Linked DNA regions of Homo sapiens: region 2 is linked to region 1. A link is a contact called in ENCODE Hi-C or POLR2A ChIA-PET data. All regions are on one chromosome and are shown on one strand. Each heading gives the region's core, a stretch centred on a gene start or an enhancer-like site at or near the end of the contact. The rest is flanking DNA. Distances are from core to core; before and after follow the strand shown. Region 1 overlaps UBE2H (ubiquitin conjugating enzyme E2 H). Region 2 overlaps LINC-PINT (long intergenic non-protein coding RNA, p53 induced transcript).

Evidence for each region. Hi-C counts contacts between places; a loop is a spot of excess contacts on that map. ChIA-PET counts read pairs that join two places held with the same protein, here RNA polymerase II (POLR2A). Pooled maps may share reads with other maps.
Region 2: a loop to region 1 is called in a map of ascending aorta, with 3 times the contacts of the local background. The contact joins two enhancer-like sites. A Hi-C loop is called at or near these places in 1 of 168 maps with a recorded cell type or tissue (ascending aorta) and 2 of 50 pooled maps. POLR2A ChIA-PET finds 5 or more read pairs at or near these places in 1 of 52 experiments (activated CD4-positive, alpha-beta T cell).

What each region holds. Positions count from the first base shown.
Region 1 is chr7:129,860,544-129,865,364 of GRCh38, forward strand. The region is part of intron 3 of UBE2H (ubiquitin conjugating enzyme E2 H); the gene reads right to left. Among named protein-coding and RNA genes, the nearest start is that of MIR183, 88 kb to the left of the region's middle. Within about 2 kb of position 3,553, at least 10 of the 41 ENCODE cell types and tissues checked have a DNase peak (open chromatin) inside an H3K27ac peak, as active enhancers do; they include ascending aorta, where a contact is called at or near this core.
Region 2 is chr7:130,891,203-130,896,103 of GRCh38, forward strand. The region is part of intron 6 of LINC-PINT (long intergenic non-protein coding RNA, p53 induced transcript); the gene reads right to left. Among named protein-coding and RNA genes, the nearest start is that of MIR29B1, 16 kb to the left of the region's middle. Within about 2 kb of position 3,194, at least 31 of the 41 ENCODE cell types and tissues checked have a DNase peak (open chromatin) inside an H3K27ac peak, as active enhancers do; they include ascending aorta, where a contact is called at or near this core.

The DNA.
Region 1 (4,821 bases), core at 2,303-4,802:
GAGAGTATTTGTTGCAATATTATTTATAAAAGCCAACAGCCAAATTCAACCCTGTCAATGGGATAGGGTTGGATAAAGGGGAGTACATCCATCTACCTGAGTCCTATACAGCCAAGGGTAATGAAGTAGATCCATGTGTATCAACTTGTATACATCTAAAGCTGAGTTTTGTTTTTTTTTTTTAAGTTGCAGGATGTTATATTTACAGGCTGAGGTTATTTAAATAAACTAAAACAAACAACTACCAATTCTCCATGGTAACAAGTATAGGAAAACTGTACTGAACCAACATATACCAAATTTGCAAAAGTAATTGTTTCAGTTAGGGCACAGGGCCAGGGTCATGATAGGAAAAGGGAACAGAAGAGGAAACAGTGGTTAAAAATGACTTTATCTGGCCAGGCACGGTGGCTCATGCATGTAATCCCAGCACTTTGGGAGGCCAAGGTGGGTGGATCACCTGAGGTCAGGAGTTCAAGACCAGCCTGGCCAACATGGTGAAACCCTGTCTCTAGTAAAAAGAAATAAAAAATTAGCTGAGTGTGGTGGCGTGTGCCTGTAGTCCCAGCTACTCGGGAGACCGAGGTAGAGAATCACTTGAACCCAGGAGGCGGAGCTTGCAGTGAGCCAAGATCACGCCACTGCACTCCAGCCTGGGTGACGGAGTGAGACTGTCTTTAAAAAAAAAAAAAGACTTTAACACTATTAATATATTCCTTTTAAAAAGGGACAATGTGCTTCTATATTATTTGCTCTGTTTAAAACATATGCACATAAATAAGAAACTGAAAGTAAGTACAAATGTTAACAGTGTAGAATTCTTAGTGGTGGTAGTATTTTCTCCGCTGCACTTTTCAAATCTCATCACCACCTCACCACACCTGAACCAGAACTAGGATCACAGCAATGGGAAAAGGCTAGAAGAAAACAGGTGTGGATGGTTGTCATGTTTGCAAGATTCTCCCATTATTTCTACTTGCACTTTTGGCTCTCTGACATTTCTACAATGTGTAATTTTAATAGTTGAGCTTAAAAAAACTCCGAAATAAAAAGTTATCATAGTATCAGCTGGCCACAGTGGCTCTCGCCCGTAATCCCAACACTTTGGGATGCTAAGACGGACGGATTACTTGATGTCAGGAGTTTGAGACCAGCCTGGCCAACATGGTGAAACCCCATCTGTAACGAAAATACAAAAATTAGCCGGGCATGTGGCGCCCACCTGTAGTCCCAGCTACTCAGGAGGCTGAGGCAGGAGAATTGCTTGAACCTGGGAGGTGGCTGCAGTGAGCCGAGATCATGCCACTGCACTCCAGCCTGGAAGCCAGAGCTAGACTCCGTTTCCAAAAAAAGTTATACATAGTATCAAACATTCTAAAATAGACTGAATTACACAAGCATTAACTAGTGCTGAACTATTTTAAGAAAAAGCCAGTAAAACCAACCATTTTATTTGAAATCTCGTATCTTAACACTCTTGTTCAAATAATACAAATTCATTACCCTCCCCCTAAAATCAGAGGAACCTCAGGTTATAAGGTACGTGGTCCTCAAGATCAGTTATATATAGGAGTATGCTGCTATCACTACTGCAGGGAAGCTTTCTGATGAGTGGGGAACAATGCTGAGCCACTATGTGGTTTAATGCAAGAGAATGGTCCTACTATATGAAAAATATTGCCTGAAGCTACTATTAAGAATTAAAAATACGTTCTTGATACTTAAAATCCTGCCTCTGTGAGAACTCTCAAAACTAACACCTAATGAAGCAACGTCTATGGCAAAGGTTCCCAATGCTGGCTACAGATGAGAAGCACTGGGAAGTTTTCATTTAAACTAAAACCAATACTCAAAGACACAGGACTTAAGGGGAAATACCTGTAAGGAAAGGTCTTTAGAAAAAATAAGTCCTACATTAGAAGGTCACCAGCATTATGGAGAAAAACACAGCAAAGGAGGAAAACAGAAATGGAAAGGTTGGGGCGGGGTGGCAATTTTAAATGAGATGGTCAGGAAGGGACTTCCTGAGAAAGTGACTTGCTTTGAAGGAGGTGAAAGAGGAGCCACCTGGTACCAAGAGGAGAGGAGAAGGTCACTATAGAGGGAACAGCCAAGTGCAAAGCACATTAGGAGCTTGCCTGATGCTCTGAAGTTTTTTCCTGAAACTGAAGGGATTTGAAAAAGGGGCAGAAAATGAGAAGTGATGTCACAGAGGTGATCAGCATTTGGGGCCCTTTTAAGGACACTGGCTTTTATTCAAGGGAGATGGGGGGGCCACTGAGACTAGTGCCTGAACAGTGACATATTCACATACTTGGCTTAACAAATGGCTTGTGTCCTAAAATAGGCTAGTTGGGGAACAGCTCAATCAGCTCACAGCACCTGAGTGCTGGGGAATGGCAGATCTCAAGCAAAACAAAATGGGAATCCTACAGGGCATTATGCTTCAACGATCTGAGGCCACGGGGCATTTAAAGGTGTTAAGTCAAGCAAATAACTATGGTAAGCTTTAAATGTTTATCAAAACGTCTCTGAAAGACTAAGGTGCCTCCCTCATTGGACATGACCTGGAGAGCACACTTGGAATTAACAGTGTCTATACAGTTTTCAATTAAATCTAGATTTGGCTTAGTTGAGTACAGGAATAAATAACAGAACCAAAAAGGACTTGGTAAACATACGCTTTAGTAATAAATGGTTTGGAGCTCAGTCTCCAGTGCCCCTGCTAAGTACAGAACACCATCTGAGCACTAGTACAGAGGGCAGAATCACACCACAAAGCAAAGTACTAAACAGGGACATGGGTTCTAGCCTCAACTAATCAACTGCAGGCCCTGGGCAAGTCACTTCACCTTGTGGGGTCTGTTTCTTTACCTACGAAGACAAATAGTTGAACTATATGATCTCCCAAATCTCCACTCTTACTCTATTTCTGAAGGCCCTATCAGCTCTAAAAATCTAGCATTTAATAACAATGGCAAGCACTCTGAGAACAGAGGAATTATGGGGAAATATCCAAGAGTTAAGTCCTTAAAGGAAATTAATTCTGTAAGGCAGCATTTTTAGGTACAGAAATTTTCTAGAGAATACAAAACCACCAACATGATAAAATACCATAAAGAGCCACAAAACAAACCCTCTGACTCTTCTAAAGTAGGCAGAAACAGTTTATAACCTTGCCTTTGAGGGATGAACACAACCAGACCAACTCTATCAAGAAACTTTCTACTTTCTAAACTAAAATGATCTCTTCCAATACTAGGTGTTTTTTTTTTTTTTTGAGATAAGGTCACTTCGTCACCCAGGCAGGAGTGTGGTGGTGCAGCACCTTGCTCACTGCAACCTCCGCCTCCTGGGTTCAAGAGATTCTCCTGCCTCAGCCTCCCAAGTAGCTGGGATTACCACAACCAGCTAATTTTTGTATTTTTTCGTAGAGATAGGGTTTCACCATGTTGGCCAGGCTGGTCTTGAACTCCTGACCTCAAGTGATCCACCCACCTCAGCCTCCAAAAGTGTGGGGAATTACAGGCGTGAGCCACTGCACCTGGCCCTCAGGCTTAATTGTTAGAAAAATATCCAAAGCAAATACATGGAAAAAAGCATATCTCCTTGACATTTGTTCTTAGACAAGCTGTGGGCAGTGTTTCTGGCAAAGCCATTTACATTCTGGATAATGATGCCAACAATGGAACTCCTGGACAAGGAGGGGGGAGACAGAGAAAGAACGGGCCAGAAATTCGGAAAAGGAATGTTCTCAGGACTGTGTTGAGTTGGCCCTGGCATGTTCTCCTTCCTTTTGGCAATGCTATCATCACATTAATGAATATGTCTGCAACAAGGGAATTTTCCCAACACTTGTTTCCATTAGACCAGGAACTATTTTCAAGATATTTTAAGAGAACATATTTTGAAAACTGCTTTTATGGCAACATAAGTAGAAGTAGCAGGTTATTTTTAATCTTCATGATTTAAGATTTTATTCACTACCAGGCATTTTCTTTTTCTTTTCTTTCTTTTTTTTTTTTTTTGAGACAGAATCTCACTCTATCACTCAGGCTGGAGTGCAGTGGCGATCTCGGCTCACTGCAGCCTCCACCTCACGGGTTCAAGCTATTCTCCTGCCTCAGCCTCTCAAGTAGCTGGGACTACAGGTGCCCACCACCACACCCAGCTAATTTTTTTGTATTTTTAGTAGAGATGGGGTTTCACCATGTTAGCCAGGATCGTCTTGATCTCCTGACCTCGTGATCCACCCACCTCAGCCTACCAAAGTGCTGGGATTACAGGAGTGAGCCACCGTGCCCGGCCACTACCAGACATTTTCTAACAACATATTTCAGTGATTTGACCAGATTAAAATCAGAACTCCTTAAGTTTTTTGGACAGTTATTCTCTGGCGTAGTTCTAGCACTCGTTAAAGGGGATGGGGAGGATCGTACAACAGGAATAAATGTCCAGCTAAAATGCTTACCCTTCTCTGTCCTGCGTCTTTTAGCAGAAGGGAATTAGGTAATTTATAATTCTGGAGAAGGAATCCAAATCACACTTAATGTAAAACTATTATTATATATCTTAAAAAATAAAAAGTACAGATTACAACAGAAAAATATGCCTTGCTTTTGCTTGTTCCACTCCAATACTCAACTGCTCTAGAATAACAAATCTCATGACCCATAGGCTAATAGGCAGTGAAAATAAATAACATTGTGCTAAGTCATGCTGAAAAACTGGTTTTTATTTCAGCCTCTGTGTCCAGTCCCAGGAAGGGGTCTATACAGAGTTGCACACACTTCTGAGTAACTTCTGACATTGGGGTCAATA
Region 2 (4,901 bases), core at 1,944-4,443, 1.0 Mb after region 1:
GAAGTTCTCCTTTCTGACCCAAGTCGTTTTCTAAACGATCTCAAAGGGCAAGCTGCCTCTTCCAGCGGGAGGCTGAGGCCACGCTGGAACCTCCTTCCGAGGTCTGGACAAGAGCTGTGTGGTGCAGAGGAGGGAGGGCTGGGCCCAGAACCCAGAGGTCTGCCTCGGGCTGGCCTCTCTCTCCAGTCCTGTGACCTCTGGCTGACCAAAGCCTCCCTGGTTCCGTCCCTTCATGTCTGAAATAAGCAAGCTATATTTAATAGTTTTCCTTTTGCTCTAAAATAAGATGATTCTGAAATACGACATTAAGTGTGAGGCTGGTTTCTGCTTTGGACCTCACCTAAGGGGTTTTAGTCATAAGCCCATGCGTGGAAACTGGCCCTGCCAAAAAAGAAACATTCTGAATCATTCAAAACCATTAAGAATGTTGGCTCTGACTTCAGAAAGGCAAGATAAACAGACCCGTGCCCAGCGGGAACTCACTTACTGGATGTCTCTGTGTTTTTAACTCATCGGTGCCTGAGTACTTCCCAGGTTCCTTCGAATGGCTTCAATGTTTAACGCTGTCACATTTGTACTATGAACTCCACTTTCATAAAGGCGGGGGCAGGGGGGTATTTAATTTGGTGCTAAGTGCTCATTAATCTTTTTAGTGTGGTCACCAGAACTGGCTTTTTTGCAGCCTCTAATCCAAAAGCAGGTTAATTCTCCTGCCCCACACAGGTTATAAAGTTAAGAAAATGTGGCACATATACACCATGGAATACTATGCAGCCATAAAAAATGATGAGTTCATGTCCTTTGTAGGGACATGGATGAAATTGGAAACCATCATTCTCAGCAAACTATCGCAAGAACAAAAAACCAAACACCGCATATTCTCACTCATAGGTGGGAATTGAACAATGAGATCACATGGACACAGGAAGGGGAATATCACACTCTGGGGACTGTGGTGGGGTCGGGGGAGGGGGGAGGGATAGCATTGGGAGATATACCTAATGCTAGATGACACGTTAGTGGGTGCAGCGCACCAGCATGGCACATGTATACATATGTAACTAACCTGCACAATGTGCACATGTACCCTAAAACTTAGAGTATAATAAAAAAAAAACATTAAATAAAAAAAAATAAAAAAAAAAAGAGTGAAAAAGTTGGGTCAAAAGATGAATCTGTTGTACATGTTGGTATATGTCACTGAATTGTCCTCTGGAAATGTGCCAAATCAATAAACTCATAAATGTCTTCTGAAAAAAAAAAAAAAAAAAAAAAAAAAAAAAGGAATAAAGCTTCCCCGCCCAGCCTTTAAAGTCCTTTTCCCCTAAACAATACTCCAAAATCAATGAATCTAGAGATTCTTTGCACCGGAGTGGTTTCCAAATCAATTGACCTCTAAGCTCCAAATGCATTTTGATTCTGCTTCTATTGATCTGAAATAATAAAGGCTATGGAATTGGGATATGGTTCTGGTTTCTAGTGGAGTTTACCTGAAAAACTAGGATACCTTTGACCATCCATATTTCTAGGAAGCCCTCTGACTATCCATATTTCTAGGAAACCCTTTGACCATCCATATGTGGCTACTTTTTTATACATACAGTACTCATGCAAAATAAACAGAAAAATAAAAGAGTAAATCCCAACTTCCAGGTGACAGTTTACAGCATATCTGGCAACTACGTGGTAGAGTTTAGTGGGCCTGCCAGAGTCCTTGTGTATGCCCCAGACATAGGCATACACACACAGAGCTCAAGAAAGCTGCTCAAGAAAATGACAGTCTTTTTTTTCTTTTTCTTTTTCTTTTGGGGGGAACTTTCACTGGTATAGAACTAACTGGGCACATAATGGGTAAGGACAAACACTGAAACTTTTTTTTTTTAAGTTAAAAAATTCCAGCTGGGCATGGGGTGGCTCATGCCTGTAATCCCAGCACTTTGGGAGGCTGAGGTGGGTGGATCACCTGAGGCCAGGGGTTCAACACCGGCTTGGCCAACATGGCAAAACCCCATCTCTACTAAAAATACAGAAATTAGCCAGGCGTGGTGGTGGGCACCTGTAATCCCAGCTACTTGGGAGGCTGAGGCAGGAGAATTGTTTGAACCCGGGAGGTGGAGGTTGTAGTGAGCTGAGATCATGCCACTGCACTCCAGCCTGGGCGCCAGAGCGAGACTCTGTCTCCAGAAAAAAAAAAAAAAAAAGTTAAAAATTCCATGTTCAGAAAGCAAGAGACACGGTGTTATTTTCTCCAATTCTGAAAGCTCCCAGTGGTGACAGCATCGTTAGCCATGTGTAACATGTGCATCCAGGCAACTGACTGTCACCAGACTTCTCCATGGCCTTACTCAAACTGAGTAAGCTGGTAGTATTTCCTAAGAGTTGTCACTCAGTTGTGAAAACAGAGAGCTTTTTGTTTTTTGGAAAATCCTGATCAGCCGAAATGACTGGGTGGTCAGCCTTGCCCATCTTTTGGCTACTTAGATAAAGGCTTCTTTTCCCAGGCAAGGAGAGAGATGATGGTTAACTTGCTTTTTAGACTGAGGTCATTGCTATTCGCTGGTGTAATGAATAAGCTAGACGTTTAAAAACAAAACAAAACAAAACAAAAAACCTCCTTTCAAAAGCAACCACATTTTTCTCTTCTCTGGAAATGAACAGAACGCGTCATGAACAGAACACGTCATAATTTTTTAAACATCCATCAGTGCCCATGAAAAAAATTTTTAAAAATAATCTGAATCTCACTTGTTTATTGCCTACAATATCAATCAATGGCTTAGGTATCTCTCCGTGTTCTATTACTTCTCACCGCTCTTAATTCATGAGGTCAAACAGAATCTTAAAACATCATTAAAAAATTTCCTCCCTTTCCATGTCTCAAGGTATCTGTAAATGGACAATTTGGGTGTGCTGAAATCAAATGACTGACCAAGGCCCATAACTGTGATCACAGGTAAAATGTTTTTCTGCTTTGCCAAAAATCCGAGTTTCCTTTGCTCTCTCTGTCAAGCTGAAAGAGCCCTCCCAGACCGAGGGGCCAGGTGGAGAGGCCACTCACACCCGCCCTGTGCCGGTCTACCTTGGATGGCCTCACCAGGGCACGGTTCCCGGGGTGGTGACTCAGCTCTGGAGGACCACCTGCTGCGTGGGGGTTGCTGCCTAGCAGGTCACTGCCAGTCACGAGGGCAGAGAGACCCAAAGGATCAGAGAACAGCTCTGAGCAGGTCAAGGGCAGTGCCAGAAGGAAAGCCTTTGTTTACAGAGGGAAAGATCCTGCACCTTGAAGTGAGGCATTAAAGAGTAGAGGGGCTTTGCACCTGCATCCTAAGCCTCTTGGTTCACCACTAAGCCGCAAAGCCACAGGGAGGAAACCACTGGGAATACCATCACAGAAAATGAAGGTAGGGCCACAGGGCACCTCCCACTCTCAAAGGGAAAAGACGGCCCTGGATCATCTTTCTAAAACACCACTTTGATGAAGTCGCCATGGTTTTCTAAAGTAATAAATGGCAGCCACTACCTGCAAGATAACAGAGTGCATTTGAAACCTTTCCACCACCTAAGTCCAACCCACCTTCAGGGCATTCGCTCTACTTCCTTAGATAAAGCCTCTGCTGGGGTTAAGATGTTCTGTCTCCGCTGCCCCCACTCTGCAGGCTTTCTCCTCCCGCTGGCTGGTGCAGAGAATGGGGGAGCCATTAGGAGCCACAGACACTGAGCTATTCTACATGGAATTCTTTTTATTGTTTGATCTATTTCACATGTACAAAGCTTTGACCTTCCAGTTCTAAGAATTCCTACTTAGAACTGGTAGGTTCTAAGAACTCCTACTTAGAACTGGTAGGTTCTAAGAACCTCCCTGGACCGATTCTGGCACATGTCTCTTCTGAACTCACAGAGCTTGTGCCTTAACAATTTAGAGTCAACTGACTTTGCTGTCCTCTCTAATGTGTTAAGTTTCAGTCCGTGACAAACATTGACAAGACGTGTACCTCATCAAGCACTGTAAAGGGAAAGGACATGACCCCTGCGGCAGAGGTCCACAGTCACACAGATGACAGAAATGTGCCCGATGCCTTCCAATGTATGTCACAAACGCGTATTTGACAAGGGAGAGCAGAGACTCTGCAGGTGGTGAGTTTTGCCTGCAGCGCCACAGAAGTCTTCATTGGGGAGCTCCAGGCTGGATTTTAAAGGAAAAGCCGAATTTTAAAGGAAGAACAGGTTAAACACCGAAGGAAAATGGGGAGGAGTGAATGTTTCAAGGAACACGTATACCAAACAACAGAGTGCATTCTCTCCAGCTCTGCAGCTCGGGGTTCCAGGGTCGGGGGTCCCACAAGGTGGGAAGGAGAAGCAGGCCTTATCACGAAGGGCTTTGTAGGACAGGCCGAGTGTGTACGACGTTTGAGGTGGAATGACAGGGCTACGCCCTGTGGAAGGGGCCGACTGTAGGACTGCTCGGAATTGGGAGTTTGACAGGAGAGAGGCACTTTCACAGACATTATCTGGTTTGATCACCACCCCTTCTTGAGCCATATATTTGGCGATTAATTGTGCACTTGTGACATGTTCCTTTCTGCTGTCTGTTCCTTAATGCCCCCTGCTTTTTTGTCTTGTCCCCAGCTGGGCTATCTGTTCCTGGCGGCCACAGAACAATACCTTCTTTAATGGCTCCCACAGTGACCAGCACGTGCCTTAAACTCAGAGCAGGTCAATCAATCAAACTCCTTTTAACTGAAAGTTTAGGATGTGCTTTTGCCACACTCTCAAGTAAGTAAGTAAATTCATCAGCAAATACCAAGTCCTAAAATAATGAATGGTACTTAGGAAACACATAAAGAGTGGTAGAAAACTAGATGGGCTGGGGTCATCCTGTGGAGGCCCTGGACGGCCCGGCT